Linked DNA regions of Homo sapiens: region 2 is linked to region 1. Evidence: read pairs that join two places in POLR2A ChIA-PET (ENCODE). Cell type or tissue: B cell. All regions are shown on one strand. Links, peaks and the distances in the headings refer to the core of each region. The heading gives the core; the rest is flanking DNA. Region 1 overlaps MOB3B (MOB kinase activator 3B). Region 2 overlaps MOB3B (MOB kinase activator 3B).

Region 1 (16,186 bases), core at 5,959-9,958:
ACATTGTCCCAATAGGTTATTTCTCTCAGAAGTTTGGTTTTGGAAGTAAAGATTATCAGACAGTCAGAAGTGAAATCTACAAGGATGCACACAAAAGACCATGAGCAAGACCAAGTTAAGAGAAGGCAGAAGCCATGATGATAGCATAGCAGAATCAATAAGCAGAGAAGAGACCATAGCATCAGGGTGAGAAAGATGTACATGAAGAATCTATGGAAATAGTTGAGTCATTTTAATGGCATACGCAAAAGTGAAAAATCTTCGAACTCTTGCTTCTAAGGGTCAGGTGGCCAAGCAGCCCCTAAGGAGCAGCTTAGAATAGAAAGCTACTAGATCAGCTGGAAAGGAAATAATGAACCCAAATGTACCTATCTAGTTTATTACTCGTGGTACATCAGGCAGCATGAGCATTATGTCTGCATCATCAGTTCTCCCTGGCCCCCCAGGTCTCATGGAGGTGATGGGGATGTGGGCCTAGGTGGATACTGTGCACATAGGGGTCTGTTTCACAGCTGAGCAACACTGAGCTTTAGAAAACCCCAATTTTATAAGGAGACATGCCTATCCTCCCCTCCAGAGACGGCTGATTCCAGGGTAATAAAGCTTATTACCCTGGAATGTAAACCGATCTCTGGGCAGGGGATGTTCTCTGTCTTTACTATGCTAGTCAGGAAACACATGTGCCTTCTGATCTGCAGGGGAACACTATCTTTAGTTTCCTAGGCTGTTTGCTATGCAAATATCCCAGAAAATATAGTCTGGCATGACTTATAGAAACGTTATGGAGAATTGCCTCCCAACGCTAAGAATTATTTATTTATTTTATTTATTTATTTATTTATTTTTGAGACAGAATCTTACTGTGTTGCCCAGGCTGGAGTGCAATGGTGAGACCTTGGCTCACTGCAACCTTCACCTCCCAGGTTCAAGTGATTCTCGTTCCTCAGCCTCCTGAGTAGCTGGAATTACAGACATGTGACACCACACCCAGCTAATTTTTGTATTTTTAGTAGAGGTGAGGTTTCACCATGTTGGCCAGGCTGGTCTTGAACCCCTGGCCTCAAGTGATCCATCTGCCTCAGCCTCCCAAAGTGCTGGCATTACAAGCGTGAGCCACCACGCCCAGCCCCAACACTAAGCATTCTTAAGCTGCCTTGAGTCTTTCCACTTTATACATGGCCAAGTCCTGTTTTAACTCCTGTTTAGATTCATATGAACCTCATATTTTCTTTATTCCCATTAAATTCTTAAAGCACCACTTCTCCCCACAGTCACACTAGCCTGGGTGGATTTCTGCTTCTCATCTCTAGAAGGCCAGAGCTAACTAACATAAAGCTGGAAAATTAGATTGTAATCAGAATGCGGGCCCTTGAATGCCAGGTGAAAGTTTTAATCGAATATGAAACCCTGACACTTGGATGCCACAGGACTAGCTTTAGTTAGGCTTGATCCACTTATGCGTCTGTTCATTTGGGATGTGATTACTCAAGACACAGGAAGTTATTCTATTCATTGCCTCCATAATGCTTTGAAGGGTGCTTCAAATTTGAGCCAGAGGCAGAAGTGATCAATTTTCTATCCTATTAATTGTTTGGATTTCTTGTTCCAGATCTTCTTCTTAAAAGTCTTAATAGATTTCATCAAATGAAACTTTAGATAGGTATTGGCTTACAGGTTTACACACAGGTCTTCTCACTTACCGGTCCTCCTGCGTTGGAAGTTCTTCATACTCTTTGACTTGCTTCTAATACTGCCACCCTGAATCCTTCTAGTCTCTGTGCACAAGTATCTTCATCAAAGAGGCATTCCTGGTCCACCATCGAAACTAGCTCTTGCCCGTTGTCCTGTCTTGTGGCACTTGCTCTTTTCATTCTTGGCACACAGCACAATTTGTAATTGTACATCATGTATGTGTGTTTAATGGCTTCTCCCCCAACAGACTGTAAGCTCCACTAAGAGAAGAGTTATATCTTTCATTCATTACAGAAAACCCAGCCTAGTGTACCAAGTGCTCAAGAAATATTGATTGAACAAATTATAGATTTTTGACTCTCTTTGTAAAAAGTCTTGAATAGTTCAGCTCAGTGAGTTTGCACTTATGTGGTTAGCAATAGTGTTGGTGAGTTTTATACATACAGGACTTAACATCATTAGATAGTGTTTTGTTTCTGCCATTTTTTTCCTATTACAAAAGGAATATAATCTCAATGCCTTTAACTCAATAAACACAGAAGAGAACAAGGGGGAAAAATTGATATCATGGTAATTCTGCTGTTGACATTTTGTAGAGCTGTGTTTTAAAGAAGAGTAATTTTCCATGAGGGTAGAGAGGGAAGAGAATGTAGGATGTAAAATCAGTTTGAGATGGTCCACACAAAAGTCGATATGAAAGTGAAATGTAAAGCAGGAGCCATTGGAGTGCAAAGAAAGGGGCTAATATTGGAGACATTCCAGAGACAGAATCAGTGAGATTTGCCCAAGGCAATGCTGACATTTGGGGCTTTGTGATTGGGAGACAGATGTAGCTCTTAACAGAAATAGTGGTGTTGGAGAGGCCTTGAGTCCTAGAAAGGAAATAGGCTTTAGAGCCAGCAGAGGTGGGTTTCAGTTCTGGTTCTGCAAGCAAGTCACCTAACCTCAGTGAACCCATTTCCTTCCTGTGTAAAATGAGCTCCACAGTCCCTACCTTGCCAGGTTGTTGTTGGGTAAGTTACTTAACCTTTCTCAGCTTCTTTATCTGTTAAGATAGGAATAATAACAGTACTTACCTCATGGGTTGTTTCGAGGATTAAATGAGTTAATATTGTAGAATAAGTGATATATAGAAGTATTTGCTATGATCCTTGTTGTTATTGATATATTATCAATATATGGACTGGATGCCCTTGAGACATCCAGCTGAAACTGTCCATCTGGCCACGCAAAACACTTGTCTCGAACTTGGATCCGTGGTCTGTTTAAAAATACTGGCAAGGCCAATTTTCCGGGGTGGTTCATGTGTTGTCAGGGTTAAAGGCTGGGAGTCAAGTTTCCATTAACTGAGGTATAATGGTCACTGTACTCCATGTCCCAGAGTCCCCTTCTAAAGTGGATACCTCAACCTGACTGTGTGGATGTAGTTTACTAGCTGGTACCCTGGTGAGCTCATGCCTGGGTTTGACAGCCTGCAGAAAAAGCCTGAGGATGCATGGAACGCTGAGTTCTCAGGGCAGGGTAGAGGAGGCCGGGGGTCGGGGGGTTGATTTGTGCAAGCACCAAACCCACAGGGCAGGTGCAAGGCTCAGGAGGTGGGCAGACATGAAATGCACAGGAACAAGCAAACAGAAGGGAATTATCCTGGGACTGCTATTCATGAAGCCTTTATGGTGGCCCTTTAATGTGGATAGGTTAAAGTGACTCGAAGGTTGAAGGCTAACAAAATATTTTCAAATTCTTTATGCTTTTTATTTAAAGTAAAAATAAATGAAAAATAATGCACTTCAGTTTGCTCTCTTCTTACTGCCTCCCACTCATCAGTTTTGCACAGGGAGAAATGTCCACTTGCCATGGCTTCTTACTCCCGCCTGAGTTTTTTGTTTTGTTTTTAGCATAGACCCATTATAACTGAAAGCAAACAGCCCACCTTCTCAACCCCCTACATGGCAGACAGGGGGCTGCTGTGGAAATGCTGGGAGACCTTGTTAGATCAGTGTCTTCTGTGATGGCTGTTTATTATCTCTTCCCGTTTTTCTCTGAGTTAATGGGATCCTCTGAATGGGAGCCCTTAGAAAGACTCCTGATCACTTCTATGTTCAACTCACCCTCAGCTCCAGACAACTGTGATAGGACCTGCATTTTGAGAAGAGCATATATTATGAAATGCAGGTAACAATTCTCACTTGGGGCATCCCTGCCCCTCAAAGATGCAGGAAGAACTTGGCCTGAACCCCAATGCTTGGCATCATAAGCTCGTTATGGGCCCTCACCCTGCCCTGGCACTCCTTAGTGGCTCTGTCACCTGGACTCAAACCCTTATCCCCTACAAGAAATCCAGTGGAAAGCAGCATTTTCCAGAGTCTGTAGCTTTTTTGAAGATTTCATTCATGAAGGGCGAGCAGCAGCAAATGGACCACTCAGCTGTGACACACCCTCTGCCATTTCCCCCTACGTCGCTTCACATCCTATTAATACCAGCTCTCTTTGCACCCTCCTGCTGTACATGGGACCAGGTCTTTTAAGATTTTCTGAGGCCTTAGTTCCTCTTCTGCCCACGAGCATACCAAACATAACAACGTGCACCCACACCTCACATTAAATATAATCTGTGCAGCAAGCGATGAAAAGCACCTTTATAATTGGGCCTTTGAAATCATTTGACTGTAAGTATGTCATTCAATTTATGATTAGCTCTGTTTTCTCAGGAGCTATGCAGTCAAGAATTCTTAAAAAGAAAGTCAGCTTAACTTACTAATTGTTTTCATGCACAAGAAAATATTTTTAAAATATTTTGAAACAAAATGTTATTGAAATTTGTTAGATTTAACAATGAAAGAAGTACCATATATTGGCCGGGCGCGGTGGCTCACGCCTGTAATCCCAGCACTTTGGGAGGCCGAGGCGGGCGGATCACAAAGTCAGGAGATCAAGATCATTCTGGCTAACACGGTGAAACCCCGTTTCTATTAAAAATACAAAAAATTAGCCAGGTGTGGCAGCGGGCGCCTGTAGTCCCAGCTACTCGGGAGGCTGAGGCGGGAGAATGGCGTGAACCCGGGAGGCGGAGCTTGCAGTGAGCCAAGATGGCGCCACTACACTCCAGCCTGGGCGACAGAGCAAGACTCCGTCTCAAAAAAAAAAAAAAAAAAAAAAAAAGTACCGTATATTTGTAGACATTTACTTAAACATTTGGTAATTGTCATGTTTATCTCTTTGTATTTTGGAAACAATTATCTCTTTTAAGCCCTCAAATATGTATGTGCACCTCTTAAAGATATTAAACTGCAAGCGCTGTAGCTATGTTTTCCAGTGGATAAGACAGGTTAGCAGGAGGCCTGTTCAAGGCAAGATACTCTAGGAAAAGAGTCCAGTCCTTATCCTGGCTTCATTTCTCTCCAGAAGCAGCCTTATCAGGCCAACCCATTTTCCCCATGTGCCTTCTGATGAATACAATTTTCTTTGTCTCATTACACAAATTTTTGCAGAGTACAACCAAACTTAAAAACGGCCATGTGGTGCATTCCTTATACAGGGATTTTGTCAGGAACCTCAAGCAACTTTTAGAGAATGCTTCACTTGGAAAGGGTTTGGTGGGAAGTACAGATGGGGAGATAAAGACATCTGGGCAGGCCACCAGCACGGGCAATGGTGTAGAGGCAGAGGTTGAGATGCAACTGAGCCAGGTCTGAAAAGCCTTGGAAGCCACACTGAACATTTGAGACCTTACCTCATAGTAAGGTCTATGGGGAAGAACTGACATTCCAGGAACTGGCTCAAAGAGTAACTTAAGGTGAATGTTGTGGATTTTTCTTTTCCTTTCTCTTCTTCCTCCTCTCCATTCTTTTAGGCACAGAGCATTCCTTTTAACATTGCCGTTTTTCTTAATAGCTAGATAAGCCCAGGTATCCAGTAAGCCCCCAAAGGAGACTTGGTGTAAGCAGACCTGGTGGAACAAACATCCAGACCATCCAGACATTATTATGAGTTTTGAGTGGCCAGTGGGGCTCCATGTGCTTTATGTTTGGATTATTTAATGTTTTTCCCGTCCTTTAATGTTAGGTCTCTTCAGCCAAATGATAAGGTTGAACAGGGCGGAAATTACAGGGTGGGGATCACAGTGGCGTTTTAGCATAAGCCTTCGCTTCCATTCATGTTTCAGTGGTTTGAAAGAGTTGTTTTTTTATTCCACCCTTTTGCTTTATGTTTTTTTGTTTTTGCATTTTATTTACCGTGCTTTTCGTTCATTTGTTTCATCTTATCTCTTTTCTTCCCTCCACTGGATCAATAGCATTTTATTTCCTTTTTTCAGTGTTTGCTTTTTAAAAAAAAATTCATGGCTGATGTTTAAAATTCTGATTTCCCATAAAACTCCGAGTTCCCAGGTTTTTGAAAGTTAACATATGTGACATTGGACTGTATTCCCACATGGCAACGATCTGTAAGAACTACCTTCCTTAGGCTGGGCGCGGTGGCTCACGCCTGTAATCCTTGCACTTTGGGAGGCCGAGGCGGGCAGATCATGAGGTCAGGAGATCGAGACCATCCTGGCTAACACAGTGAAACCCCATCTCTACTAAAAATACAAAAAATTAGCTGGGCATGGTGGCGGGCGCCTGTAGTCCCAGCTACTTGGGAGGCTGAGGCAGGAGAGTGGCATAAACCTGGGAGGCGGAGCTTGCAGTGAGCCGAGATCACGCCACTGTACTCCTGCACTCCAGCCTGGGCGACAGAGCTAGACTCCGTCTCAAAAAAAAAAAAAAACAAAAAAAACAAAAAAAAAAAAACTACCTTCCTTAGACAGGTACACGCTTACCAGTTTACCCCAGGCGCCACCACACTCTATTGTCTCCCTGACCCTGAGGAGACATCAGTTGTGGTTATTTGGGTTGTTGCTTTCCTACACCTGGCTGTTTACTCAGTTATGTGACCTACTCTGCCCCAGTAAGCATTTCAGTTTGCCATCATCTTTTAGCTGGAGCATTTAGTTGATTTACATTTGTTATAATTAACTGTACCGATATATTTTAGTCCATATCTGCTGGAGTCTTTTGTGCTGTTTGTTGCACAGTTTCTATGTTTCTTCTCGCCTTTTTTGTCTTTTTATGGATGAGCGAGTTCATTGTCTCACTCTGTTTTTTCTTCTGCACCACTCTGAAAGGCATACTGTTTTATTCTTTCAGAGATTAGCCTAGTAATTATAGCATGCGTCTTTAACTTACTAAATTCTAAAGTGATCAATAGTTTTACCTTCCTTTGAATAACACCCTTCTTATTTATCCCTCCCCGCAATTCTTACACTAGTCTTTTGAGTATTTTAAGTCTATATAATTTTTCAAACTCCACAAGGCATCGTTTCTTTTATTCTTTTATAGAGTCAGTGCTTGTATTGATTTACTTATATATTTATCATTTTCTGTTCTCTTAATTCTTTCTTATATTCTTACATCCTTAAAATTCCTTCTTTTTTTCATATTTTGTCTGTATATGTCTCATTTGAGTATTCTTTTTCCCCCTTTCCTTTCTTCTACTACTTTAGAAGTTATACAATTCTGCCTAGGCACGGTGGCTCACGCCTGTAATCCCAGCACTTTGGAAGGCCCAGGCAGGCAGATCAAGAGATCAAGACCATCCTGGCCAACATGGTGAAACCCTGTCTCTACTAAAAATACAAAAATTAGCTGGGGCCAGGCACGGTGGCTCACATCTGTAATCCTAGCACTTTGGGAGGCTGAGGCAGTCGGATCACAAGGTCAGGAGATCAAGACCATCCTGGCTAACATTGTGAAACCCCGTCTCTACTAAAAAATGCAAAAAATTAGCCGAGCATGGTGGCGGGTGCCTGTAGTCCCAGCTACTCCGGAGGCTGAGGCAGGAGAATGGCGTGAACCCAGGAGGCGGAGCTTGCAGTGAGCCGAGATCGCGTCACTGCACTCCAGCCTGGGTGACAGAGCGAGACTCCGTCTCAAAAAAAAAAAAAAATAGCTGGGCATGGTGGCATGTGCCTGTAGTCCCAGTTACTTGAGAGACTGAGGCAGGAGGCAGAGGTTGCAGTTGCAGTGAGCCGAGATTGCGCCACACTCCAGCCTGGGCAACAGAGTGAGACTCTGTCTCAAAGAAAAAAAAAAGTTATGCATTCTATTTCTTCTCTCCCATTTCCTTCCTCATTTCCCCTGAAAATATTATATGAATAATATGAATGCTTAGCCTTTTTTTTTTTTTTTTAAAGAGACAGTATCTTGCTCTGTTGCCCAGGCTGAAGTGCAGTAGTGCAGTCATAGCTCACTGTTACCTTGAATTCCTGGGCTAAAGCAATTCTCCTGCCTCAGCTTCTCAAGTAGCTAGGACTATAGATACGTACCACCACATCCAGCTAATTTTTAAAACTTTTTGTAGAGACTAGGTCTCACTATGTTGCCCAGGCTGGCCTTAAACTCCTGGCCTGAAGCAAACCTCCTGCCTTGGCCTCCCAAAGCACGAGCTTAGCTTTTAAAAAGTTTTAAGTTATTCAAAATTTCTATTCCCCTATCACGTAATGCAAGGGCCATAGAGTACTTTAAGTTAATCACTCTTTCATATTATTGCTATCTGATGTTTTAGTTTCAAGTTGTTTATAATGCCTTTCCCTATTAATCTTAAAAATTTTTTTTGAGTAGGGGTGTTTATAAATATACTAACATGTTTGTCTTCTTTGCTTATCATTGCTTATTTATCTTTTTCTTAGTTTCCTTCATATCGAAGTTATTATTCTTTAATATTTCTTTCAGCAAGGGTCTATGAATTGGATAGTCTCTCTTTTTTGGTATGAATATGTTTTTATTTCACCCTCTGTTTGAATATGTCTCCTAAAATTCATGTGCTAGAAACTTAATCCTCAATGCATCAGTGTTGAGAGGTGGGAAGTTTAAGAGGTGATTAGGTCCTGAAGGTTCTGCCCTCATGAATGGATTAATGCCATTATCATGGGAGTAAGTTCATTGTAGTAGGAGTGGGTTTGTTATTAAAGGAAGGGGTTTCTTATAAAGGATGAGTTTAGCCTCCTTCCCTCTCTCTCTCTTGCCCATATGATGCCTTCTGCCATGATGTGACAGTAGTTGCTGGTGCCTTGCTCTTGGACTTCCCAGCCTCCAGACCTGTGAGGAAATAAATTTCTGTTCTGTGTAAATTAGTCTGTGTTATTCTGTTATAGCAGCGTAAAACAGGTTAAAATACCCCCATTTTTGAGCAGCAACTTAATTAGGTATAGAATATTAGTTTGACAGGTTTTTTTATTACCACTTTGAATGTCATTTCATTATCATCTGGCCTCTGTATTATTGATGAAAAGTCCACCACCAATCTAATTGCCATTATTAAGTTTGTAATTTATCTTTTTCTCTCTGGTTGCTTGTATGACTTTCTCTTTGGTGCTAGTGTTCTGCCATTTACCGCTGTGTGTGTGTGTGTGTGTGTGTGTGTGTGTGTGTGTGTGTGTCTTTTTAATCCTGCTTGGGACTTGTAATTTTCTAAATCAAGAACATATGTATTGCTTTAATGCTATTAAATTCTCAGCTTTTATCATTTCAGTATTGCCACTCTCACATAACCTACTCCTTCTCCAGAACTTCAATTAAATGTGTTTTATTTCCCCAATTTACTCTCTGTGTTTATAACCTCTCTTTCACATTTTTTGATCCCTTTTTTCTTTCTCTGCTCCATTCAGAACACTTCTTTAGACCCATCTTTCATGATGGTAATTCTCTTTTCAGCTGTATCTAATATGCAATTTAACATGTTTTTCTCATCTTTAAGAATTCAAATTAGTTCTTTTTTTCAAAGTTGCCCTTTGTTCATAAAGGATGGTTCTTTTATTATGGTTTTTATTCCTTCTTTTATGTTAAAAAAAACTTTTAAACGTAATTAGCTTATAGATCCTGTCAGATTATTCTCTTACTGTAAGTTCTTAGAGGTGCTAATTCTTCTGCTCATTGTGTACGTGGCTTCTCCTTCTGACTGGCTTCATTCTTTGTGGGTTTATTCAGCAGGAATTGTTTATTCTGAGGGAGTCTTGTAGGTCCTGAGTTATGAAAATATTTCTACAGAACAATTTGAGTTTGCTTCTTCCCTGGTTCTGGGAACATTTTTATAGTGATCTATTAGTTCAAGATACTTACACAGCCTAAACAATGTAAATTTGTGCAACACACTTGTGCATGACATAGGCTTGGTGTTCTATTTAGTTTTTTTAATCGGATGCATTTTTTTTCACCCTGATACTGGAGCACAATTCAGACTTACTTCCCCCTTCCCTGAGCTACTTGGAGCAGTGGTAGTTCTTCTAGTCCTGTTTTTATGTAAATGGATATTTTGAAGAATTCTGACTTGATGCAGTTATGTCAGTTCCAGCATCTTACCTTGCATGAGCCTTGGGCCATGTCACCTGTTCTCAAATGGGCATCCCAGCCCTAAACCCCTAAGCAGCTGTATCCAGATTCAACACCCCTCTGGGTGATAGCAGTATTTGCTCTCATTCTTATTGGTTTAGCTTTGGATTCTGGCTTCATTTCTGGCCTGCATTAAGAAGAACAGTTATGTCTTACAGGTATATGAGGTACATTCTTGTGATGGCTGCCATGGCTTATATTTTGGAACTGAAAGAGGATCTGGGTAAATTCAGACTGACATTTTTAATGTAAATTAATTCACTCACAAACCATTTATTGGCCACCTATCATGTTCCTGACTTTGTCATAGGTGCTGGGGCACAACAATAAATAACACTGTGTCTTTGCTCCTGTATAGTTTACATTCTCATGGGAAAGACAAAACAAACAATAAGTAAAACATATAGTAAAATCAGCTGGAGCGATGAAGAAAATTAAAGCAGGAGAATGGGAGAGAGAGGGACTGGTTTGGGTCATGTGCTTTATTAGGGTGGCAAAGGAAACCTCTCTGAGGAGTGACCTTTGAGCACAGGCTTACATGCAGTAATGAAGAATCATGCTGGTATCTGGGGTGTGAGTCCGTTTTCTCCAAGAAGCATTACGCCAAGGCAGGATTGGCTATGCAAGAGATTTATTAAGGCAACTCCTGTGAGCAAGAGTGAGGTCAAGGAAACAATGAAAATGTGGGGCTCCTTGTTCAAAATAACATTAAGAATTCCAAGATGGCTGCAGAGGAGTATTCAACCAAGCACAGAGCCCTTTTGAATGCCCTGTCTGACTATGAGGGAAAGTAGGAGTGAGCTGCTGGGAGCTCGGGAGACTCCTCTGATTGTGATGCAGGTCTGACCCCAGGTGAAGAAGACGGGAGGGAGGAGGGTGAGCGGAAGCATCCTACAGGGCTGTGCTGTTTCAAGAGAGCCTGGATCTCTTGGAGGAGTCTTTGAGTCCAAGCCACCTCTTAGGTAAGTTTTCATCTCCCAGGAATAGGTTTGCATCACTATGCCTGCCATGCTCAGTCACTATCTAGGAGTAGCCTGTGAGAAATGTGGCTTCAGCACAAATGCAGAGATGGATTTCAGAGCACAGCAGCTGTAACTCCTAGCCAGTAATACTCCTTGTAAGTTGGATGTCTACAAGGCATAGTCTCATGGCAGCCACACTGGGTAAAGAGCTTTTCAGGAAGAGGGGACAGTGATTGCAAAGGCAGTTGTTTTGGGGTTGAATTATGTTCCCCATCCCAAATTCATATGTAGAATTCCTAACCTGCAATACCTTTTAACATGACCTTATTTGAAAACAGGGTTATTGCAGAAAATAATCAGTTAACATGAGGTCATACTGGAGTCGGGTGGGCCTCTAATCTAAAATGACTGCTATCCTCATAAAAAGGGAAAATTTGGAGATAGACATACACACAGGAAGGATAACTTGTGAAGATGAAGGTAGAGATTGAGGTGCTGAGTCTACAAGCCAAGGAACACTGAAGATACCAAAAAACCCCACCAGAAACAAAGACGGAAACATGAAACAGATTTCTCCCTAGTGCCTTCAGAGAAAGCATTGCCCAGCCAACACCTTGATTTCAGATTTCTTGTCTCCAAAACTGAGACAGTACATTTCTATTCTTTAAGCCACCTAGTTTTGAGTACTTTGTTATGGCAGGCCTAGCAAACTAATACAGCCTTGAAGTGATAGAAGACTTGGCATGTTGTAGAAACATCAGGGAGGCCACTGTGGATAGAGCAGATAAGTAAGGGAGAGAATCGTAGGGGAAGGAGAGGTATCCAGGGGCCAGATCTGTAGATCATGACTTTGTAAACCAATATAGCAACATTTGTTTTTATTCTGAGTGTGATGGGAAGCCATTGTAGGGCTTGAAGAGGGCAGTGGCCTGATTTCACTTATATCTTTAAAGTACCACTCTGGCTCCTGTCTGGAAATAATAGTTTGCCGAGGAGCAGAAGTGGAGGCAGTGCAACCAGCCCAGTCAATGGCAGCTGTAAAGAGAGAGAATCTGGTGGTGTGGACAAGAGTAGTTGTGGTGGAGGGTGTGAGGAGTTTGGGATGTGTTGGCAATTTGAAGTAAATGATATACTTTCAAATTGATTAGACAGAGCAACTAGACTACTAGAATTGTTTTCTGAAATGAGAACACTGGGTGAGGAGCTTATCTGGAGTTTACAGGAATGGATGTCGATATCTGCCATTTTTTAAAAGTCACATGTTGTTTTGCAATTTGCTTTTTGATTTTCATGAACTTCTTTTCATATCAATACAGATATATTGACCTCCCTGTGTTTTGAGGGCTGCCCAATATTTCTTATGTGGATATGCCATTCTTGATTATACTAGTTATCAATGAATGGACTTTTGGTTGTTTCCTTTTGTATGTGATTATAAACAATGAGGCTTAAACAGCTGTATGATTTATCTATTGCTTCATAACAGAATCCCCTCCAATGCAGTGGTTTAAAAACAACAACGTTTATTATCTCGCAGTTTTTTTGGGTCAGCAGGCAGAGTACAGCGTAGCTGGGTTCTCCGGTTCAGGATCTCTCCCAAGGCTGAGGCTGCAGCTGTATCAAGGTTTGACTGGGAAGGAGCCGCCTCGGAGCTTACTCAGTGGTCATTGGCAGGATTCAGATCCTGGTGAACTGTTGGCCTGAGGGCCTTTGCTCCTCACTGGCTGGCTTTTAGCTGGAAGGCACCTTCAGTTCCTTGCTATGTGGGCCTCTCAGGAGGAGAGCTCACAACATGGCAGCTGGCATCATCAAAGCGAGAGCAAGAGTGTGTGAGCAAGAGAGGTCACAGTGTTTTATAAGCTAATCTCAGAAGAGTGCCCCATCCCTTTTGCTGTATTCTGTTCACTAGAAGTCAGTCTCTGGGTCCAGCCTTCACTCAATCAGAGCATTATACAAAAGCATGGATGCCAGGAGACAGAGATCACTAGGAGCCACCTTAGAAATCTGCCTGGCACCATAACCCAATACATTTGTGTTTTGATAGATTGTTAAAGGTGGGTTTGCTGAGGGAAAAAGTACGCATGTTTTAACATTTCATATATAACAGTGGATTTCTTTTCAAAATCTTCATTCTAGATTTCAAAGTTTGTTTTGATGAGACTATTTGCTACTGCCTGAGAAGGAGAGGCTATAGCTCCTCAAAGAGCCTTTCCAGATTTTGTCATGAATGTCTCTTCCCTTCTTGCCCTTCTTTTTCTCACCCCTCCAAAACTTCCAGAACAGGAAGTAGCTATGTGTCTTGCAACAGGAATGATACGAAGGTTCTAATCAGCAGGCACATGCATCATGGTGACTATTCTAGGGTATGATGACCTGGATTATGCCATTAAAAAATGTCATTGCCTTCACTTGTGTGCTGACATGGGTAAGGTTTATTCAGCCAGCCTTGATGAGAGGAATTAAAAAGTAATCTCTGGTATAAGGAGTCAGTTTGGGCCCATGATGTCTAGGGAAGTTCCACTTGAATAATTTCTTCTAAATCCTCAGAACTCATGAGCTTCTGGGAGGTCATACAGTAATGAGGTATACATTTATTTCCTTATTAGTCAGAAAGAAACTTTACTTAAAAGGACCCATTTGTGTTTACTAGATATGGTTGGAGGAAATATAAATTATTATCACTATTACTTTATCTCCTTCCCATACAAGGCTTTATAAAATTAAATGCATTGTAAACCTAGACTATAATAAAAATGAGATCGTGTAAATATCTGTGTGTCTTACAGGCTACCTGTAACAAGATACCTTAGACTGGGTGGCTTATAAACAACAGAAAATCTATTTCTCATAGTTCTGGAAGCTGGAAATCCAATATCAGGGTACCAGCATGATTGGGTTCTGGTGTGGGCCCTCTTGAGGGTAGAAAGCTTTCTGGGGTCCCTTTTATAATGGCTAATCTCATTCATTAGGGTAGAGCCCTCATAACCAAACTATCTTCCAAAGGTCCCACCTTTTAATGCCATCACATTGGAGGTTAGAATTTGAACACATGTAGTCTATTGCACTGTGGCTGCTATCAGGTTAGATGCCCCATTTGAAAGATTAGACTGTCTTGGCAGCTTCCCAAATGAATGCCAAGGTGCCTTCTTTCCCCTTCTGCTTGTGAGCAAGGTGGGGTGTGTGTGGAACTGGGGAGAGTGCATGACCTCTGATGAAGCTGAGGGAATGTCTTGATGGGGTCCATCACCAACATCCCCTGTTTGGGGCTGACCTCTTGGTTGGAGAAGGTGCTAGATTCCTTCCCACACTGCCCCTTGCTTTCTATTGTCAGGTCCCTGTGTTGCCCCAGAGGCCCATGGCCCTCCTTGATGTGGATTAGTTTAGCGACTAGCTCTCAGGGCAACAGGTCCCTCTCTGCTTGTCCAGCTTGGACAGCTTCTCTTTCCTGGGCACCGTGAAGGCCAGGATCCTGCCTCCTGCCTGTGCCCTCCTGTGAGCCTGGTGCTCTAGGAGCGTGGCTCTCCAAACAGGGAGTGACTCCTCTGTGTCCCAGCACGACCCCACCCTCCCCCTTTGCCTCCCTCAGACACTGGGCAGATTGTACTCACATTTCACAAGATTACTCCGCTAGATGAGAAAAACGTGTACTTTATTCAGGACAGCGAGCTCAGCTCTCTGGATTGCATTCCTTGCAGAAATGAGAATCCAAGTGTAGTGGCCTTTCAAAGCTGAAATAAATCAGGGCTCCTTGGCCATACTACCCTTGTCTGTCAGTTTTTGTCTTTTTCTAGAAGCCATGCAAGGTTAGGGAAAATTAAGGGAGAGCAAATGAGGACCAGTTCATTGTGTAATCACTTAAAATCTCTGAGTTGGAATAGCTATCTGTGATTTAAAACATAAATGTTTGCAAATGGTTTGTATCTTGATCAGTTATGTAAAGACGTGCATTTGAGATGCACCAAAGTGACTTTTAGATGCTTCTTTTTAAAAATGACAGTCTTAACTTGTGTTTGCGGAACTCTGTATTTTTCAGTTTTCACCTACGTTAAGCCTTTCAATTTTTTTGTTGACTAAAGTTGGTAGAAGAAATGATTATCAGAGTTTTTATGGAATCCTCCACCACCTTTTTCCAAAAGGAATTAGAATCATCTGGTGCTTATATAAAATCAAACACTGTTTAAACTCAGGGAGCTCTTTTTTTTTTTTTTTTTTTTTTTTTTTAGAATAAAGTGCAGTTTAAAGAGAATAGAGTGGGAGCTTTTACCAGATACCTGTTTTGGTCTCTTGCTGGGCTGATACTATTTTCCTAGGAATGGTGACTGTGTGTTTCTGTTTTTCCTCTTCAGATTTCTTAGACCAAATAGAGGAAATCCACTGGAGGCTTACCTAACAAGACGTATTGATGAATGTAGAATCTTAAATGAAAAAGAAGTCAGTGGATGTGGCTTCCTGTACTGTCAGCTTGGACCAAAAATAAAGCGAGCCCTCGCCGCAGGGGTTTGGCTCAGCCCTGCGCCTGTGGCAGATGTTGTTTTCCATGGCTTTGCTTGAGGAGTACACTTCTCTGGGCAAAAGTTCCTGAGGCCTTTGGAGACTTTTAAAGCCTTTTTTTTTTCTGTAGCTTTTATTGTTTTTAAGAAAAGTGGTGTCACCCTTACTTGTCATTAAAAAAAAAATAGTGTGGGAAAAACAAATAAACTACCCAAAGAATAAAACAAGAAAAACCAAAACAACTCCCCTAAATGAATGAAAAAATTTACACCCTTCACTCTTTTGCAAGATAACTATTTCCATGCAAGTTGGATTAGAAACTATGAGAAGATTTTTCTCTTTGATTTTTGGTTTCTTCTATTTTTAACATTTTTGACAAGTCTACACATTGTGGTTACATAAAAACATCAGGATTAAGATATTTGGTATTTAAAAAGCACCCTTGGACTCGGGATGATTCTTTCTGGCCTACAGTGTGCCAGACCCGCTGCTAACCTCTCTTCACCTACTGTCTTAGTTGATCACCACAATCCTGCAAGGTATAACCCACTAAGAGTGTTTTAGGAGAGAGGGAACGTAGCAGCCTGTGGGATCTGCTTTTCAGGAGTTCCCTATCCA
Region 2 (16,186 bases), core at 4,931-8,930, 75 kb after region 1:
GAAAATGGAGCAGATAGTACAGGGTTCTCACATGCCCCTTCCTCCCACAATTTCCCCTATTATTAGAACCTTGCATTAGTGCAGCACATTTGTTATAATTGGTGAACCAAAATTGATTTGTTATTATTAGCTAAAGTCCATAGTTTACATTAGGGTTGACTCTGTGTTGTGTATAGTTCTATGGGTTTTGGCAAATGTATATTGTCATATATCCCCCAAAACGGTATCATTCAGAATTATTTCACTGCCCTAAAAATCCCCTCTGCTCCACCTGTTCATCTCTCCCATTTTTATGTTTATTTATTTCTTTCTTTGTTTCTTTCCTTGGCATTCCTCACATGTGAGCAAGACTTCTTCTGTCAGTTCATTTAGAAGACGTGGTAGTGCCTCAAATTTTCAGGACACTTTGCCTAATTCTGATGAGACTAGTTAGGAAATATAGACAATTTAAAGGTCTAGAAATAGGCACAGTGTGTGCTCTGATGATGGCTGTCCTGATCCAGCCTCTCTTACCCGTCTATGGCCTCACTCTGGCCTCTGATCTTCACACTGTAATCCCAAGAAATTGGTACAAATCTGCAAGCCCTAGCTGAAACAATTAGATGGCATTGATTCACCTGCTAGATGTTCCTTCTTGGAAATTTGAACCTTGCGTGGGATGAAGAGAGAGCTGGAGTCCTCCTCTGCAATAGTACCCTTCCCTCCAACCCCAGGACTTTCTCAGGTACAGATTTCAGACTGAGAAAACGATGTGCCTTTTCCCTAGAAGAGGTACAGCTACCAGGAAAGAAGCCACTTATTAGGGAAGACCCCATCTGCCATATCTAGGGATACATCATTGTATCAAACCCTGTTATAAACATATTATCCACATTATAAGAATTCTATGCATATATGAACAAGATCATTGCCTCACAGACTCACAGCAGAACCAAGTTTCTGCTAGACTTCCATATTCGCATTCATCATATTGAATCACATATCCACAGATACAATTTTGGACAGCCATTAAAAATCATGTTTTCAAAGAATAGTTAAGACGTGGGGCAATGTTTGCAGTGTAAAGTTAAAAAATAAAGGGATACAAGATTATATGTAGTGTGATTCATATAGCTATATAGAGAGAAAGATAATTCAATCACCAAGTAGATTCCTTCTCATTTTCCAGATTTTCTACAGTGAGCATTATTAATTTTATAATCAGAAAAAAAAAGAATAACTTTCATTTTAAAGAAAGTAACACTGATCTGTGTGGTGACCATTCTGGGGATATGTGTCCAGCCTGAAGACCACCAAGCAGGCCCCTTTTCATTAGCAAGTGTTGTTGGAAATAATGGAGAGGCAAAGCACAGGTCAAAGCATTAACCCTGGAGTGGTCAGCTTGCCTGTGCTTAACTCCAGAAAGATGCAAAATATACATTCATCACAGGAACAACTGAGCTCTTACAAGGAAAGATTTTCCAGAAACTCAAGGAAAAAAAAAAAATCTTTTCTAGGCAATTTCCTAGCTAGGTGCAATTTTCTTATAGGTCTATCTAAAAACTTTTGAACCGGGTGACTCAAATTTGTCAGTTTCCAATATTCCCATGCCATCATCTTCATCAGACTGAATTCATTACACTTGTACTATCCTGACTGTGCATTTAGGAATAAATGACCCCATTGGGTAAAGAATGAGCTGAGGTCTTATTAAAGCTGGCATCTTTATTTCCCTAAATGTCATACTCACTTTGAAATCCACTGATAGAATGAATGGGGGTGTGCTCTGGTTCCCAAGAGCCCTCAATAATTGGCTGCTGACTTCTTGTTCTTGGATCGATTTCTTCTAAGTTCAAACATTTTTTAAAAATTTGTTTCTTTAGTTGTAAAATAAATATAACATAAAACTTACCATTTTCACCATTTTTAAGTGTACAATTCAGTGGCATTAAACACATTCACAGTGTTGTTCAATCATCAATATTATCCATTTCCAGAACTTTTTCATCACTGCAAACTGAAACTCTGCATACATTAAATAATGACTCTTCATCCCCACCCCTCCCTCTCAGCCCCTGATAACCTCTATTCCACTTTCTGTCTCTCTGAATTTTTCTGTTCTAGGCAACTCACATAAAGATAAATCATACAATATTTGTCCTTCTCTGTCTGGCTTATATCACCTAGCATAATGTTTCGACCATGCTGTCATAAGTATATAATTTCCTTTTTAAGGCTAATTAATATTTCATTTTATATATATACCACATTTTGTTTATCCATTTATCTATTGATGGACATTTGGGTTGTTTCTGCCTTTTGGCTATTGTAAGTAATGCTACTAGATGACCATTGAGGTACAAGTGTCTATTTGAGTCCTTGCTTTTCAATTCCTTTGGGTATATACCTAGATGTGGAATTGCCGGAGCATATGATAATTCTATGTTTAACTTTTTGAGGAACTGCCATACTGTTTTCCACAGTGGCTGCACCATTATACATTTCTACCAGCAGTATATGAGGGTTGTGACTTCCCACATCTTTGCCAATACTTGTTATTTTTTTATCTTCTTGATAGTAACCATTCTAATGGTATGAAATGGTATCTCATCATGGTTATGATCAAACATTTTAAAGAAAATCTTTCTGTGTGGCTGTGATCGTCTCTGAATTAAATAGTGTCTAGCTCTGGGGCCAAGCAGCTTTGGGTTTAAACACCAGAAGGAAGTCAGCTCCACAAGGGAAGGAGCTTTAGGCTGTTTTGTGCACCAACATATCCCTGATCCATAGAACAATAACTGGCACGTAGTAAGACATGAATAATATCTGTTGAATGGACGGATTCCAGTCCATCACTTTCTAGCTATGTGACCTAACTTAAGTTCCAGTTTTCTTAACTATGATACGGGAATAAAGACAGTGCCAGCTGCCAAGGTTGTGTGAGGATTATATGCAATACCACCCACAGGGTACTTGTACACTGGTTGGCACATAGTGAGCACTCTGTAAATGGTAGTTGGTATACCTGTTATGACTAAGCAGGAGGCTTTTTATATAGGCTAATACTGAGCCTTGATCTGCAGGAGAGGGGTGAGTTCCTCAAGGCAGGAAGGGTGCCATGGGTTCAGGGATCTGGGGCAGCTTTCATGCTAAGCCAGAGCTTTGTAGCAGGAAGGAAGGGGAAATACTGCAAAATCCATTAAGCTCAGAGCTCCCCAGAGCAAGTGTATTCCCTGGCAATAACGCTGGGGGGCCAGAGGCGGGAGAGGAGAACCAGGAGTTATGTTCTCCATCAGCCCAACCACCAGGACCTTAAGCAGAATAGGCACAGTGAGGTTACAGCATGAGGGCCACTCAGTGAGGATTAATGCCCAGTGATTGATGGTAGGTCCTGTAGCTACAGCTACTGCATTCTTTCAAGATGCAAAATAATGCACTGGGAAAATGTAGCTTCATGTAACCAAATGTTAGTGGAATGCTAATGTCCCAGGTCCAAGAGGAAGCCAACTGAAGGAAGTCAAAGTTATGGATTTCCCCCTTTGCTCACATGTTGGTAGAAAATACGTGCCCCATCTCAGTGCAGAAATATAGATTCATGGGAACTCAGACAGGCTGAAGATTAAGTCTAATGAATGGATGCTAGATAGTGTCAAGCAGATTTTTCTGAGGAAGCGGAAATTTTTACTTTCACTCCCAATTTCCCTGCTTCATCAACTCCACAGAGCTTGCTGAGTGTTTCAGACGTGGTACATGCATCCTTCCAGTAGCTGAGTCACCTCTATTGTATTTAAACCATGCAGCTTTCATGGGGTAAAAAGTCAACAGATTTTACTCTGCTCATCACATTATTTCGGAGGCACATGGTTTGTTGTGAGCCTTCTGTGTCAGCCTCGGCCAGAGATTAGGAGGAGGCCCTGGGGCATCAGTGAGCCATTGATGTCCCAAGCATCGGGCTCAGTGGCCAGAAACAGTCTCTGGAGATAGAAAGGCCTGTGAGGATTCAGTGGAGATACCAGCTAGGGCAGGTAGGACCAGGTCTCAGGTCCCCAGTATCTGAGGTGTGATGGATTATCAAAGAATGCAGAGCCCAAGTTTTAGGATCAGAGCCAAAAATGGGGGAAAAAACTGAAGGAAAGAAATCGAGAGGAAGCAATATTAGGAGCAAATAGACCTCCCAAGGATTCTACTGTCTTGCCAGAGACAACACTGGGAAGCCTCTCTCCACCTTCCCAGTGCCCAGATAGCCTCTCCTTCATAAGCCTGGGAGTTTCTGGTTTCATTTTCTGCAGAAGAGATAAGAATGACCAGTTTCCTTGGAGCAGAAGGAAGTCTGCATGGGTGGGGAAGCTGGCCTGGTGGAAGCCCAGGACTTCCTTTCCTACCTTATCACCACTGCTTCTCCAAGAAGAGAGGAAGGAAGGCCAGTACTCTGGGCCCTCCTGCCCACCATAAAATCAAGCTCTCCATGCCCCAGGGGTTCATGCTCTGGCCTGAATCCATGCAGACTACTGGAATTCCATCAAGCAGTGAGTGTGAAAGATTTTCTCCACACTTCTGAGTGAGTTGCTTCCTCTCCCTTTGATGGAAGACTCAAACCCTCTTTATAACTAAATAAAACCCATAATTATAATTCTGTGGTAACACTTCTGTAAACAGTAGCTTGAGATGAAAAGAACAGCTCCAGAATCACAAGAAATGGCAGCATCCACAGCCACGTCTGGGAATGGTTCCCTGATGTTGTGCTCTAAACATTTTTTCTAAACTCAGATGGTAAATGCAGGATGCTTCAGTCTTTCCTAGACCTCTTAGGTTACACAGAGTGGGGCTGAAATCTTACTCAAGAAATCTTTGGGCCGGGCGTGGTAGTTCATGCCTGTAATCCCAGCACTTTGGGAGGCTGAGGCAGGTGAATCACGAGGTCAGGAGTTCAAGACCAACCTGGCCAACATGGTGAAACCCCGTCGCTAATAATAATACAAAAATTAGCCAGGCATGGTGGCAGCTGCCTGTAATTCCAGCTACTCAGGAGGCTGAGGCAGGAGAATTGCTTGAATCCAAAAGGTGGAGGTTGCAGTGAGCCGAGATCATGCCATTGCACTCCAGCCAGCACAACAAGAGCAAAATCCATCTAAAAAAAAAAAAGAAAAAAAGAAATCTTGGCCAGACCAATGTCCTTGAGCATTTCCCCAGTGTTTTCTTCAAGTAGTTTTATAGCTTCAGGTCTTCGATTAAGTCTTTAATCCATTTTGATTTGATTTTTGTATGTGATGAAAAGAGAGAGAGATCTAGTTTCATTCTTTTGCATATGGATATCTAGTCTTCCCAGCACTATTTACTAAGAAGACTGTCCTTCCCAATGTATGTTCTTGGCACCTTTGTTGAAAATGGGATGACTGTAAATGCATAAATTTACTTTTGGATTATCTATTCTGTTGCATTGGTCTATGTGTCTGTTTTTATGCCAATATCATGCTGTTTTAATTACTGTAGCTTTGTAGCATAATTTGAAGTCAGTGTAATGTGATGCCTCTGGCTTTGTTCTTTTTGCCCAGGATTGCTTCGGCTATTCCAGGTTTTGTGGTTCTGTATACATTTAAGGATTATTTTTTTCTTTTTCTATGAAGAACATTACTGGTGTTATGACAGGGATTGCATTGTAGCTATTGTAAATGGGATTACTTTCTTGGTTTCTTTTTCAGGTTGTTCACTGTTGGCATACAAAAATGATACTGATTTTTCTATGTTGATTTTGTATTCTGCAACTTTACTGAATTTCTTCATCAATTCTAATAGTTTTTTGGTGGAGTCATTAGGTTTTCTAAATATAAGATCATAGCATCTGCACACAAGGCTAGTTTGACTTCATTGTTTTCTGATTTAGATGCCCTTTATTTCTTTCCCTTGTCTAATTGTTCTGGCTAGGACTTCCAGTACTCTGTTGAGTAAAAGTGATGAAAGTAGGCATTCTTGTCTTGTTCCAAATCTTAGATAAAAACTTTAGTTTTTCCTAGTTCGATATGATTCTAGCTATGGGTATGTTATATATGGCTTTTATCATGTTGAGGTATGTTCCTTCTATACTCAGGTTTTGAGAGTTTTTATCATGAATCAATGTTGAATTTCATTGAACGCTTTTCTGGCATCAGTTGAAATGATCATTTGGTTTTTGTCCTTCATTCTATTGGTATGATGTATCACATGTATTGATTTGCATATGTTGAATTATCCTTGCCTTGTTGAACTCAGTTTGCTAGTATTTTGTTGAGGATTTTTGCATCTGTGTTCATCAAAGATGTTGGCCTATAGTTTTCTTTTTTTGTTGTGTCTTTGTCTGGTTTTGGTATTAGGGTAAGACCTCAAAAATACAGGCAACTAAAGCAAAAATGGAAAAATGGTATCAGATCAAGCTAAAAAGCTTCTGCACAACAAAGGAAGGAACCAAGAAAATGAAGAGACAGCCCACAGAATGGAAGAAAGTATTTGCACACTACCTATCTGAGAAGGGATTAATAACCAAAATATATAAGGAGCTCAAACAACTCAATTTTAAAAACCTAAATAATCCCATTTAAAAAATGGACAGGTTGGGCGTGGTGGCTCACACCTGTAATCTCAGCACTTTGGGAGGCCAAGGCAGGCTGATCATGAGGTCAGGATTTCAAGACCAGACTAGCCAATATGGTGAAGCCCTGTCTCTACTAAAAATACAAAAACTAACCGGGCATGGTGGCATATGCCTGTAATCCCAGCTACTCAGGAGGCTGAGGCAGGAGAATTGCTTGAACTCCGGAGGCAGAGGTTGCAGTGAGCCGAGATCGCACCACTGCACTCCAGCCTGGGCGACAGAGCAAGACTCTGTCTCAAAAAAAAAAAAAAAAAAAAAAAAAAAAAAAAGACAAAGGTTCTGAATAGATATTTCTCAAAAGAAGACATACAAATGGCTAACAGGTACATGAAAATATGTTCAACATCATTAATAAGCAGAGAAATGCAAACTAAAACTGCAATGAGATATCCTGTCACCCCAATTAAAATGGCTTTTATCCAAAAGAAAGGCAATAATTAAGGCTGGTGAGGATGTGGAGAAAAGGGAACCCCATACACTGTTGGTGGGAATGTAAATTAATATAGCCACTATGGAGAACAGTACAGAAGTTCCTCAAAGAACTAAAAATAAAACTACCACATGATTCAGCAATCCCATTGCTGAGTATATATCCAAAAGAAGGGAAATCAGTATTTGCACCCCCATCTTTATTGAACCACTGTTCACAATAGCCAAGATATGGAGTCAACCTAAGATGAGTTATAAAGAAAATGTGGTTTAATTAGCCAGGCATAGTGGATCACGCCTGTAAATCCAGCACTTTGGGAGGCCAAGGCGGGTGGATCACCTGAGGTCAGGAGTTCAAGACCAACCTGGCCAACATGGCAAAACCCCATCTCTACTAAAAGCGCAAAAATTAGCCAGGCGTGGTGGTGCATGCCTGTAATGCCAGCTACTCGGGAAGCCAAGGCAGGAGAATCGCTTGAACTTTGCAGTTCAAGAGGTTGTAGTGAGCTGAGATCGCACCATTGCACTCCAGCCTGGTGACAGAACGAGACTCTGTCTCAAAAAAAAAAAAAAAAAAAAAAAAAAAGAAAGAAAGAAGGAAAGAAAGAAAGAAAGAAAATGTGGTTTATATGCACAATGGAATATTATTCAGCCATATAAAAGAATGAAATCCTGTCATTTACAACAGCATAGATGGAGGAAATTATGTTAAGTGAAATAAGCCAAGCACAGAAAGATAAATAGCACATGTTCTCGTTAATATGTGGGAACCAAAAAGAAAAAAAAAGGGTAGTCATGGAGATAGAGAATAGAATGATGGTTACCCAGATGGAGGAAAGTATAATAGGGAGGGGGAGATAAAGCGAGGAGGGTTAATGGGTACAAAAATACAGTTAGATATGAGGAGTGAGTTCTAGTGTTAGCACAATAGAGCGACTATAGTTAACAATAATTTAGCATGTATTTCAAAATAACTAAAAGAGTGGAATTTGAATATTCTTAACACAACAGAAATGATATATTCTTGAGTTGATGGATACCCCTATTACTCTTATGTGATCATTACACATTGTATGCTTGTATCAGAATATCACATGTGCCCCATAAATGTGTACAACTATTATGTATCCATAACAATTAAAAATTTAATAAAGAGGCCAGGCATAATGGCTCACACCTGTAATCCCAGCACTTTGGGAGGCCGAGGCGGGTGGATCACAAGGTCAGGAGTTCAGGACCAGCCTGGCCAGCATGGTGAAACCCTGTCTCTTCTAAACATACAAAAATTAACTGGGTTCGCTTCAACCTGGGAGGTGGAGGTTGCAGTGAGCTGAGATTGCACCATTGCGCTCTAGCCTGGGCAGCAGGGTAAGACCCTGTCTCTTAAAAAAAAAAAAAAAAAAAAAAAAAAAAAAAATTAGTAAAGAGCCAGACCAAGCATTAAGCAGTTTAGGAGATAGAGATAACTTTAGTGTGTTTCTCTTTGGGATCTTAACAACTTTTTCCTTTTCCCTTCTCCCTATATGTGCATATTTGTGGTTCCTGAAGCTTAAATAATTTAAAGTAACTGACTTTCTCCTAAGTGTAACTATGTTCTACCTTTCATACTTTGTTTCTCCTTATTTGTTGTCAAAAGCAGAGAGAACATTCTCCTCCCCTAAATGTGACTTCAATCTAAAATCCAGAGATATAAACTGGCCATTACTTGAAATGTTAAAGACATATGTATGGCTAGGTTAAGTCTTCCTTTCTTCACTTTAGTTCTTTTTTCTGTCTTCTTGATCAATCCAGCCCAGGATCTTTCCTGCTTTCCTAGTGGTCATCAGAGCCAGTGGTCATCAGAGCCAGATACCAAACTTTTTTTTTTCGGTCCATGACTAGTCTCCCTTTTAACCTGCTTCCCTGTTGGGAAGGTTGAATGTTTGGTGAGAGATGCAGGGAGTCAACTTAGCAGGCTCTTAGGACAAAAATTGTGTTAAGGAGCATGAGCCATATACAGTACCATGGGAGGGTCTCCAACAGCTAAAGGCTCATCGCACAATTGCAAGCTGTTGGCTGTCTCTGAGCAGACAAAAGCCAGCAGACTTCTGGAAGCTACACATTACAACCCTAAATTTTCCTGGCTTGGCAGGCTGCAGTTCAGCACTTTGCCTCTCTCACTTTCCTGGGAGGCCCACGGGGCCAAGTGAACCCTGATAGTGTCCACACAACACCAAAGGGCCTGCTGGAAACATGAAAATGAAGGCAGTCCCCATTTGGTGTTTTGTGATAGCAATTACCAAAAACAAGTTTCATAGCAATTTTTGTTAACTTAGTGGTCTCATTAGACTTTCTGTATATGGACTTGAAATTTATTCATTCATTTACTTGCTCACTCATTCTTTCCTTTAATAGACATTTATCGTGTTCCTATTGTACACCAGGCAATGAGATAAAGGACTGTATTGTCTATAATTGTCCCCAGATGTAGGCAGTACAGAAGAGGTATCTTTGTCATCATCATTATCCACATTAATTCATTCAAAAAATACAGATAGAACACCTTCTATCTGTGAAGTGCTGTGCCGGGCATTGTGTGGGAATCAAGATAGACCGAGTCCAGGCTCTCATGGAGCTTGCATTTTAATGATAGAAACATATAAATACACAACTATAATAAAGGTCCTCTGATCGGGGGAGCATATAACATTATGACCTGCCTAATTTTTAACTTCATGTGGTTCAACCAAATGTTTACCGTTTATTGACTATTCCTCATATGCCAGACACAGGAATATGTGCTTTATAAGTGTTACAGTTAACATTCCCAAGAACTCTGCAAAGTTGACTTTATTATTTCCATTTTATAGATGAAGAAACTGACACAGAGAAGTTAGGTGTATTTCCCTTGGTCACAAGTGCTAAATGGCAGAACTCAGTTTATTTGACTCTAAGGTTCTGTGCTGTATTCTCTACAGGACAGAAATATCTGCACATTATGCGCTAGGCTGTTGGAAGAGACCAGAAAAAAACTAGTAGAGCATAATACCCACCTAGTATGTGGAGTAATGGATGAAATGAAGTTTAGCTCCCAAAATTGTTGTGGTTACTCATGTTTCAAAATCTGATTTCAGATAGGAGACAGATCAGTATGTTTGCCATAAGTTTCTAACCTTTGCTTACCTGTATGTTTTTCTTTTGCTTTCCTTGCTTTGAAGTTCTTTAATGATTTTATTTCCTCATTACTTTATTAAGAAGATTTAACTTTTGATTTCTAGATGTGCTCCATTAGGTACCTTGGATGTTAGCAGATCAGAAGACTGCCACAGCCACCAGGGATGAAGGGTGAGGCAGAAATGTACTTGTAGGGCAAGTTTTTTAAGGGGTAATATACCTGTGGAGTTGTCAGTACTGCCTTTGACCTGTTTCAGATCATCTATCTTTGCTCACAGACCCAGATGAGGGTGCCTTTGTCTGTGTGATCCCACCTGTCGTTGACACAGGTCCCACCTCCGTGGACCAGGGTGGACACTGACTTGAGACAGTCACGTGACTTGTATGTCACCCAAAAGGAGCCCTGGGCCACCTACAGCCCCTCTTTCAGGACTTTTGCACTAAGATCCAGAGGGAAGTTGTTAGTCGTGAGCCATTGAATCGAAAAGTCACAGGGTCCAGGCTGAGGGTGCCAGCTGGGGCTCATCTATGTGTCAAATGAGGAGGGAGTGAAGTCTCACAGAATGTGAAACAGAAGGGAATGGCTCCAGGGAGTAGAGTGAGGCAGAGAAGGCAGACCGCGTGGCCCATGCTGGAAAGGAGCACCCGGCCCCTGCTCTTCAGTTCCCTGGCCCGGTTCCATTGCTGGGCTTCACCTTCTGCTCTTGGGTGCCATATTCTATCACTGTAAAGCCCCTGTTGCCTTCCGTAGCTTGAACTGGTTTCTGGTCCTTGTCATGGACAGATCAAAACACAAGTTCTCAAGCAGATAAAATAATTTGTATCACAACTAAATGGAAATGAGGAACCTTGTGATGTCCTACTTATGGGTCTCAGATACTTTTGCCTTCTCCACAGAAGCCTAAGCTAGATATTTAATATTCTCTCCTTGAAGAAATGCTAAAAGAAGGACTAGAAAGCATCTAAGAAAAACTGCCCCCTTTGAGTGATTGTCTTAAACATTTAATGTAACACTAGAAGAACCATCATAAAAGGCCAGTGGCCATCCCTTTCATGTACGTTAATGGACCTTCTCTAAGTAGGACTTTGTGCTAGATATAGGTAGATAAAAGTGAGTGATGTCACACCTGTTCTTGAAGTGTTCACAGTCTAGACAAATAAATCACCACATAATGTAGGAACTACTAGAGTAGAAATATACAAATGTTCCTCTGAGAAGGGAATGATTCATTTCAATTTCACCTGAGGACATTAGGGAAGGCTTTACCTAGGTGATTTTTGAGCTGAGTCTTGAAAGGTAACTGTGTGCCTGGCAGTTTGGGAAGGAAGGAGGGAGGCAGGCCCTCCAGGCAAAGGGAACAGGATGTGCACAGCTAGGCGGGCATAAAACAGCCTGTTGAGCTCATGGAACTGAGAGGAGGTCACCGCAATGGGGAAAAGTGGGTGCATTGGGTGAATGGCAGGAATAAGGGTAGGTTGAGGCCAGGTTTTGGAGAGCTGTATCTACAATTAACAATACAATCAATAATTACTGTAAGTATTATTATTCTCTGTCACAGACAAAGTAAGTTATTTATATCTATCATTCTCATTTGTCAAGGAACTGTGTTGTGGACAATGTCCAAACAATATAAAGGCTTTAAAAACACTTTTTGGGAATGAGGATTCTGAGAGCAGTTTGCAGGAGAGACTGATGTAAGGGGCAGTGAAGAGCAGAGAGGACAGGCAGGAGGCAGCTGTAATTTCCAGGGGAGAAGTAAGTACCTGATTTAAGGCAGGGGCTGTGGGATCGAAAGGAGCAGTTGGGCTTGAGATTACACTTCTGAGGGATTCATATTTAGATATGTGGAGAGAATGAAAAAGAACTTCGAGCCGGGTTTGAAGGTCTTCCTCCAGGAATGGAGTCAGTAGTGATAGCACTCACTGAGCTATGTGGCACAGGATTAGGCACGTGTAGGAAGATACGATCTCATTTGGGGACATATTAAATTTGAGATGCTAATACATTTTCAAGATAGAGAAGATCTCTTGGCAGTCAGGGAAAGGAGTCTGAGGCTTGGAAAAGAGGTTAAGATTGAATATACAAATTTGGGAGTTTATATCACTCTGTCCTTCAGATTAGCGGATGGGTTCAGAGACGTGCACAAGACAGTTTTCAAGATTTGTATTAATGGAAGGGTCTCCAGACCCCATCAGTGAAGGTCCACCTGGGTGTCTGAAATACTCTAAAACAGTTGTTCAGCAACTTGCCTCTCAGCCAAGTTCCTGGAGCTCTAACCTTCTCCCCAGTGCTTTCTGTTCCCTAACAGGGCAACCAGGTGGGAATGAGCTGAGTACAGGATGCTCACTGGCCCCAAAGCCATAATGGTCTGAAATTTGGCTTTTGCATTTCCACCTGCCCTTGTGTGCTTCGTCGTCTCCTCTCTTGTACTGCCCAGTGTGGCACAGGTATGCCATCTCTTTTATTTAATAGCCTATTTGCAGTTTCAGATGAGGCATAGCCTTCCTCCTGTGATTAATTCAGGGCCCCACTGGGAAGTGGGATAAGGCACCTGCCTCTTTTGCTGGAGGGTATTTTGAGAGCTCTATAAATTTGCATCTTGAGTTTATGAAAGAGAGAGATAGGGAAGAATGGAATGTCATTCATGCATGATAATAGTAGATCTCATGTGGGCTTGGTTTCCTCAGAGTTTTCCTCACTTAACTAAGAATAATTTATTTGACCTCCACTTGGGGACTCAATATTTTAAATATTTGAAAGAGTCTGTTTCCCACCCCCCTGCCCCCAGAACTCAGGTTGACTGCTAAAAAATTGCCATTTTGCAGATTAAAAAAAAAGTAGCCACCCATCAGCAATTGCATATAGTTTCAGCCTACTAGCAACTAGAGATGGGGATGCCTAGGTGAAGGTGACAAATTGTATATACCTTTTGAGTAATTTGCCACAACAGTCCCTGGTATCTCTCTTAGTAAATTCAGATTATACGTGACTTTTAAAAGGTATCACAGTATTTGATTATATGTAACTATTTATAGAAATACTTGGTGGTATTACATGGTCAGTATTTCTGCGTCACAGTGGTTTCTGCATCCCTGACATGGGTTCCACACTCACCCAGTCTCTGGTAGGTGGTACATGCACTGCTTGCTTTTCTACTCAGCTCTTTAAGTCTCAATCATGACTTCCAAATTAGCTCATGTAGTGATCCTGGTTTGAGATTCTCCATGAAGAGGGAATGAAAGACCTAATGTTTATTGTGCACACCTGCTCTGTATTAGACTCTGTGTCAAATGCTTTATGTCTACTGTGATCTTCAATTCTGAGTAACAACCTTACAGGTAGGAATTATTATCTTCATTTTTATAACTAAAAAAAGAAAACCATGAAGACTCTAGATTAGATAACTTGCCCTAAATTATCAAGGAGATAGTTGCCATTGGTTAGTTCTTGCTCTGAGCTACAAAATCCTCCAGAGCAAATGTTATATCCTGAAGGGAAGAAGGCAGTAAGTGAGATGACGATCCTTCTGCCCAGATTGGGAGGAGGGGTACATTTCAGGAGACATCTCTGTCCCACTGTGTGACATTGGATTCTGTTTCTCCACAATGAAATGAAGATAACAACACATGAGCTCCTCCCCGGGATGCTGTGTGATTAAAGGTAAATTTGCTTTAATTTCTACTGAGGTAACCCAGAATGCTGATCTGGGATTCCTGAAGAAGGCATGCCATAAATTTATCTTTGGATCCTCTATCAAAAGACGGGAGACTTGGGTAAAAAATTTATCAGTGGCCTAACACAGGTTCTTAACTGGGAGAGATTTGGAGACATCTGGCCATGTCTAGAGACACTTTTTGGCCCCTGGCATCTAACGGGTAGATACTACTAAACACCCTGCAATGTATGGGACAATCTCTCACAACAAACAATTATTTGGCCCCAAATGTGGATTGTGTGAGATTAAGAAACCCTGATCTAAAGAGTACTTGCAGAGAAATTGGTTTAGCCGATCTAAAAGAGCAAGTTAATTCCACAAACTATCAAGTACTTTGGAAGGATTTATTTGTACATAGAAGATTAGTATATTATGAATTATAAAATATTTAGTCATGAAAGCAATTCTTGGGAGGGAACTTCTGTTATTACTAGAATCTTGTGAGGGTTCTATGAACTAAAAAAATAGTATTTAAATAAGGAAAAAGATGTAGTCAAATTTCACAGATTTGCACTCATTAGAGCCATTGGAGGAGGTAATTACTCAGAATTAGTGAACACTTCAAAATATAGAGGCATTATTGGTTTATTCCCCTGTAATGTGTTGCTTTATATAATAATCAGTGGAGAGCCTATTGATTTGCATTTATTTGAGAGTTGTTTTCTATGTATTAACTCTATGCTGTGGTTCAATAGATGAAAAGCCTTATATTAAAAGGGGCTGTTAATATAGCAATCTTGATGATCTTTTTTTTTTTTTCTCTTTGCCACTTCTGTAAAACTCATAATCGTAGTGTCTCATCTTAGGCCTGCCACATGACTTGGAACGATTGAGTTATGGAGAATCTCTGCACCTCCGTATAGAAGAAATAGTATGAGGCATTTCTCTTGAACAGCGCTATCCTTCTTCCTGCATTTTCCCTCTTCCCCAACTTCTGTTGAACAAAGAAGAAGGACTGTCTTGTAGATGTTACTGTCCTATGACAAAGGTCTTTTCCACTACACAAAGAAAATTTGCTTGGAATGGGCCCAAAATATTATTTCCTTAAAAGCTGCTCAAAAAGATGATGAAGGCATCTTACCAAATATCAGGAGATTGTATTCTAGTTTGTCCTTGATTTGGTGTTTGGCCTTGCACAAGTCATTAAATGTCTGTCCTCCTTTTTCCTTACTGTAAAATGAAGAGGGTTAACGTGGATGGTTAAATGCGTTACCATTTTGAGATTGTAATAGCTAAGTCTTAGGGCACCTAGGATGCTAAAATTAACATTTTGCTCAGCCAAAAATCAGGCTGCCTTGAGGGTAAATGAATTTTATGGAGACACTGTGATAGTTAAGAAGAGGGCTGAACTTATTAGAAGAGACATGATGTCATCCTTATTCACAGACTGGAATAAATTCTGCCATATTCAGTGGGGAAGGAGACTAAATTTAGATAGTCAAGGTGAAATAGTGGTAGATAGTCAAGGAGAAATATGGGAAACATAAAGTAGTAAGGAAATATGATTAGAAAGGAAGAAAAAACAAGGTACATATCATTTAGGGCTCCTTGGTTGCAAGCAACAGAAACTGACTCTGACTAACCTGAGTAGGAAACAGGATTTATTAGAAAGAAGGTGACCTCAGAGTCAAATAATGATTCTGGTGTGTGTGAATTGGGGTGGATAGGAGTGGGCTTGGGGATAACCGATTGGCAAACTTGCCAGAGCCCCAGTGACTGAGGGAGCAGTTCCCCCAGGGACGAAAGCTATGAATAGAGAAGGGGGAAAAGGACTGCTGAATATAAAAAATAATACAAGAAATATAAATATTTCTTGAACAAGAAAATAAGAGAATTGCCTCAACCTACTGTCAGTGATACATCTGTTTGAAGCAAAAGAAAATGTGGTTTACTATTTTGGAGAAGGAAAAAAATACATGTAGGGAAAGTGTATCAGGAAAGGAACCTGAAATAAATTTAACCAAATTCATTTATTCTTGAGCATTTTTAGAGCCCTCCCCCACACCCCTACCTTAAGTGGCCAGGCACCTTGTGCTCAGTATCCAAAAAAGGTAACATAACCCCCGTCCTCAAAGCTCCCAGCCAGTAACACAATAATTGTGATTTCCTCACTTTTTGATTGTTCTGTACATGCCAAGCTGCTTGCTGAGTGCTTTAAAAGCATGTCTCATTTAATCCTGCAAGTGCTCCTTGAACGAGTCCTATTGTTATCTCCATTGTGTAGATGCCACTGAGGAGCAACAGAATGAGCCTAAAGTTAGAAAGCAAATCAGGCTGAGCCTGA

The links. ChIA-PET counts read pairs that join two places held together with the same protein. Peaks named below come from ENCODE experiments on the same cell type or tissue, not always from the same donor. Only the 100,000 strongest peaks of a DNase experiment are listed, where the experiment ranks them.
Region 2: POLR2A ChIA-PET joins it to region 1 with 6 read pairs; 3 of 35 experiments call an interaction of 5 or more read pairs at or near these places.

What each region holds. Positions count from the first base shown.
Region 1 is chr9:27,471,791-27,487,976 of GRCh38, reverse strand. The region is part of intron 1 of MOB3B (MOB kinase activator 3B); the gene reads left to right. Among named protein-coding and RNA genes, the nearest start is that of IFNK, 44 kb to the left of the region's middle. RefSeq lists a silencer at 2,598-2,727. In B cell, for the core only: no CTCF peak of the experiment used is centred there; a DNase peak (open chromatin) is centred at 7,836; H3K4me3 peaks cover 655 bases; H3K27ac peaks cover 3,908 bases.
Region 2 is chr9:27,395,781-27,411,966 of GRCh38, reverse strand. The region is part of intron 2 of MOB3B (MOB kinase activator 3B); the gene reads left to right. Among named protein-coding and RNA genes, the nearest start is that of EQTN, 110 kb to the right of the region's middle. RefSeq lists an enhancer at 15,832-16,186. In B cell, for the core only: no CTCF peak of the experiment used is centred there; no DNase peak of the experiment used is centred there.